2 separate regions of the Mus musculus genome follow, and region 1 is linked to region 2. Evidence: chromatin loops called from intact Hi-C (ENCODE). Cell type or tissue: left cerebral cortex. All regions are shown on one strand.

The links. A loop is a pair of places that touch in the nucleus more often than their neighbours do. Peaks named below come from ENCODE experiments on the same cell type or tissue, not always from the same donor. Only the 100,000 strongest peaks of a DNase experiment are listed, where the experiment ranks them.
Region 1: a loop joins it to region 2, with 2.2 times the contacts of the local background. A loop is called at or near these places in 2 of 42 quality-filtered maps.

What each region holds. Positions count from the first base shown.
Region 1 is chr4:120,538,521-120,541,020 of GRCm38, forward strand. It overlaps Ctps (cytidine 5'-triphosphate synthase), which reads right to left. Exons shown (of 19, transcript NM_016748.2): 19 at 1,348-2,134. Among named protein-coding and RNA genes, the nearest start is that of Slfnl1, 7.5 kb to the left of the region's middle. In left cerebral cortex, no CTCF peak of the experiment used is centred here; a DNase peak (open chromatin) is centred at 1,101.
Region 2 is chr4:120,229,293-120,231,792 of GRCm38, forward strand. All of the region lies in intron 1 of Gm36134 (a long non-coding RNA gene), which reads right to left. Among named protein-coding and RNA genes, the nearest start is that of Gm36134, 32 kb to the right of the region's middle. In left cerebral cortex, a CTCF peak has its summit at 1,183 (motif pointing right); a DNase peak (open chromatin) is centred at 1,185.

The DNA.
Region 1 (2,500 bases), 310 kb after region 2:
CCAATCTTATGCATGGTGGCCAGCAGTAGTCAGTGCCACTCAGCAACGGCACATGTGGCTTCCCACACAGGATAACCAAAATGAATGGATGAATGGATGAATGAATGAATGAATGAAAAAATAAAGCCATCATTCAAAAGGTGAGAGGAGAAGGATGTTTCTGGGCATCACACATGCACGGGCCAAGCACCGTGCTAGATTCTGGTCCAGGTACTACCACCCGCAGAAGTACTTTCTCTGGAAGCTGTTTTGGCAAAAGCAGGGAACAGGGAACACAGCTGCCACCTGCCCTTATCCCTCCCCTAAGCCTGAGGTCAGCACACTAAGGACATGAGGGAGAAGCCGCTGCGCACTGGTAGTCACTAATCATAGAGGGCGCCTTCCAGCACCACCAAGCATCTGGTCCTGTCAGGATCGTCAGCGCATGGCAAGCTCTGGAGAGCCAGGGTGGGGTGTGTGTGTGTGGGCTTCCTTTTGCTGACAGGTCATGCATGCAGCTACTATGTGGCGATTGGTCTAGCGAGGCCATCTTCATCAGTAGAAAGACATTAAGAGATGGCTCTTCCAAACCATTCCACACCCAGCCAAGCCCTCTCTATTGTGACAACAGCAGTAGGCCCTTTGTGTGGGAAGAGCTTAGAATCATCCCATAGCCAGACCGGATCCCTACAGAAGAAAGCTGTGAGCTCACAGAAATGAACACAAATACAGGATAGGATGCTTTTGAACAGGAATTAGAAGAGTGGGGCTCTGGGTCTCAAGAGTGACAGTGACATTGGACTAGAAAATGAGGAATCTGAGGTAGGAGTTAGGCAAACAGATGAGACACAGTTTCCTACCCAGTGCCCCGTTTCAACTTGTAGCAAGTGAAGGAAGTTACTGTCTATACACAGCCAGGCCAGTAGCCCGAGTCAGTCAATACCAATGTCACCAACACTGCATAATTCACTTTGGAAAGTGAACTGCCCCTGCCCCGTGACCTTGAACTTCTGAATGAGTGCAAAGTGGGAAAGAAAACCTAACAGCTGGTTAGGAAAGCCCATGGTCAGCTGCCTGGCTCCCTGTATGATTACCTGTCTGTAGTGTGCAAAGGATCCTGTTCAGGCAGCATATGGCTCCTCTCTTCTCTTCCTGCTACGTCACACAGCACCAACTGGCTTTTAATCCCTTGGAACACATGTCATGACAACCAAACTGACTTGCTGAGAAATCCTAGTTGCTACTAAGGCTTGCATCTTAGTTTGATACTCAGACTGCTCACTGAGGCTGGCCCAGGAGAAGCCCTGGCATTGAAGCTCAGTGCCCATGGAAAAGCACCCCAGCCAGTGACAAGAGAAAGCACACCAATGGTTCTGCATTATTTATTAAGTTAGATATGCATCAAGCTAACCACCATACTGTAGGCACATGGTCATGCCCATTGCCATATCACATTAAGAAAATAACTTCAAATTGCATTTCAAATGCAATAACACCATTCTGGAAGAAAAAAAATACCTTCAAGCCAACGGTGCACACACAAGAGAGGGCTTTAGAACCGGTTACCCTAAAATTCCGTGTTTCTTGACCCCTTGATGCAAGGAGTTTTCTCAGCCCCAGGAATAGAAAGTGTAGCCAGAGACCCGGGGTTTTTATATGATACTTTATACAGACAGAGTTTGATGTACCAAAGAACCAAACAACCCTCTGGATGGCGAGGGCAACCACAGCTGGCACCTAGTCCCCTGTAACTCAGCAGCACTGAGATGTCAGCAACACCCAGTTAGCAGCCCAGCACCGGGAGTCCTGGCACCCCAGGGAGACAACAGCAATTCACTCCAATGACAGTGACTCGAGTGGCTGGAAAACAAGGTGGTTGATGGCCCTTAACCACAGCCAGCAGCCACCATCAGGTTCCATCCAGAGTCCTGTTTCCCATCACAGAAGCACAAAAACTGCAAAGGTATTATTGTCGCACAAATACATGTGTTGCAGGATCAAGTATAAATGACGGGACATGCAAGTGACAAAGTTTTCCAAATGCTTTTCCCCCATAATAAAATAATCTTAATAAAAACATAATTTAAAAGAAGTGTCAAAAGCAGGATGTAAAATCATAGTTGTAAACTGTCAAAGCTGAAGTTGAAGACTCATCCTGTAAAGAAAAACAAAAAGCTAGAATTATATGATGTTTATTAAAGTGTCAGAACTTAGCTGCCAGCACACAGGGAACAAGGCCTGTTCCTGCAGGAGAATGGCAGGAGCCTATGTTTGCAATCCACAGACCTTCAAGGCCTTGCAGCAGCCTCTGTCTCAGCCAGATACAAGCTTTCTGTTGACAGCACCAGCCTGTTTCAAGGCTGCTGAGGGACAGGCAACTCCCAATGACTGACAAGTGGAGAAATGTAAGTGCTTCTATGTGTGTGCTTACACAATACATGGAAGACAGAGGTGGACAGACATCTCCCTGTCAGTCTCCAACTTACTCTGTGAGATGACAAATCTCAGAATCTGCAGCTCA
Region 2 (2,500 bases):
ATATCCCAGCTTGCTCTTCCCTTCCTGCCTCAGTCTTAGTCGGGAGTGTAGCTTAGTTGTCATCTTTCAGATGGCGGTGAAATTTGCATTCATCAAAATGCAGGCATCAGATGTGAACTGCTCCCCGTGAACCTACCTGGATATCCTGCACACATCTCCCACCCAAAATGAGCTCTAGAACATTCCCTTCGGCACAGAGTGTCACCAAGGGGTCACCTCCTGCCTCATGTCTCTACTTCTGGTCTCTGTTATCCTGGAATGTGAGAGGCTAATTTCTGGAGTAATACTTTATGTTTTGCAGCCTCCATGGGGATGGCAGATCGGCTGTCCTGTCTCCTGGCATGGCCTGGCACACACTGGTACTGGAAAGCCTGTGGAAGATACCAGGCTAGAGGGTGTGCCTCTGAGTCATGAACCCTACTCCCACAAGGCCCAGGGACCAGATAATCCCTCCCCCTTCTCTGTCCAGAGACAACACACTACCTGTGCTAATCACTGTGTCAGGCACAGCCAGGGTCATGCCTCCTCCTTCCGTGTCTCTATGCACTACACTTCCACAGGTGGTTGCTGCTGACTTCTGAAAATCTGGGCTCGCATAGATAAACTTAAAAACCACAAATCAGCCTCTCTGGTCCTAGCATGTGGCACTGTCTCCGTACTCTCTCATGACCCCGCCTAGACAGAGTCTCCCAGATACGAGACTCTTCAACAGTCCACAGAATGACTGAGTCACCCTCCTGAGCGAAGCAGGGAGCCAGAGGATCAACTGGGCCACACGCCCACACGATGACATGGGATGACCTCGACCGTCCCTCCTCCTCTAGCCTTTGCTTCCACACCTGGAAAATGACAGCCAGGCTCTCCTTGCCCTGACGTTGCCTGTAAGAGTCAATAGATACTTGTTGGACACAGAGGCCCATGATGAGTGGCCATTTGTGGTGGGGTCACACACATCTGCTGTCGTGCAGAGCAGAAGCCACCCTTGTAGCCTCTGAGGGAAGACCCCTCACAGACATGGGCTCTGACCCGGGACCTCTGGGGTGCATAATTATCACAATACCAAGGAGCACTGAGGGTGTGCTTGGCAGCTCCCGGACTCAAGTGTGTAGCTCCTTTCTGGTGCCCACTGTGGCTCAGCAAAGCCCAGCAGGTGGAGCCAAGAGAGGCGGCTGTGTCTACTGCTTACCACTAGGAGGCGCCAAGCTGCAGCTGAGGCTGGTCAGGTGCACCTACTGGCTCCGAGACCCAGCCTGACAGAGGAGGCTGTCTTGACAGGAAGGCTACAGCAGGTGGAGGCCACCCAGGGTGAGAACAGAGATCCGGCTACCTGAAAAGGGTTGCCATCTTGGCCTTACCATAGTAGACTAACACCCAGATATCCCCACAAGAGGTCTTAGACCCACGTCACAGGGAAACTGAAAGAGAAGAGGATTGGCTGGCTGTGAATTTTGGACTCCCAAAGCCAACAGATGCCCTTGAACGTGGCAGAAAACCTCTGTGCCGCAGTCAAGAAAAGCTGGAGCACCAGCCCCTAAAGCCCCTGGGCTTCAGGTAGACAAGAAAAAGCAGCAAGCCTGATGGTGGAGGCTCTGAGTGGAGAATGGAAGAGGCACTGGGTACAGAGAGAAAGAAACAGGGAACATCCACAGAGGAGTGGAAAGGGTTTTAAAGAGTCATAAAAGATGCAACGAGGGTAGGAGACAGGTGGGTAGTGCCTGAAGCCAGGCCTGAGAGAGAAGGAGCCTCGAGAGGCAGAGGAGGAAGAGTAGAGATGGAGAAGAGAGCAGAACAGAGCCATCAGAAGAGAGGTGGAGACAAGGAGGTCTCGGAAAGAGAGCCAGGCAGGAAGACAAGGAGAGGAGCCTTAGCTTCGCCCTCACAACCCTTGCCTCTGCCTCTCTGCTAACTCTGCTCCAAAGGCTGGGGTGGGGGGCAGACACCACCTCATGGGGATGACGGTTGAGCAAGGTTCCCTGGGGCACTGAAGGCAGACAGGCAGGTTCCCCAGGGTCGCGTTGCCAGGAGATGAGAGCCTCAAAGCCCCAATCTGTCTCTGGAGTCTCCTCTAAGATGGGCTTGAAGCTCAGCTGGGGCCCTTGGCCCTATAGCTCCCACCTCTTACCCTCTTGTATGGCATGCTGTACAGAGGAGGTTTTGGAGACAGAGGGAATTCATATCTGGCAAGTACCCGCTATGTGCCCTAGTGCCTGCTAACCCTCATCGCTCACAGGGCATAGGTACTCAGGTGCATTTTTGACCAACACTGAAGTCATAAGGTTCATATTTCTGCTTGCCCATTACCAGCTATGTGTCCTGTCGCCCATGTTGCTCTCCTTCTGCCTCACAGCAACCTCCTCTTAAACAGCAGACTTCTGTAGACTGGTCTAGGTAGAGGAAAGATAGAATGGGTGGGGGAGGAGCAGGAAATCTGGTTTTAAGCCTGTGGGAACAAACTACAGCCACCTCCAGGGACAAGGCCTGTTATCCCCTAGACCCTTAA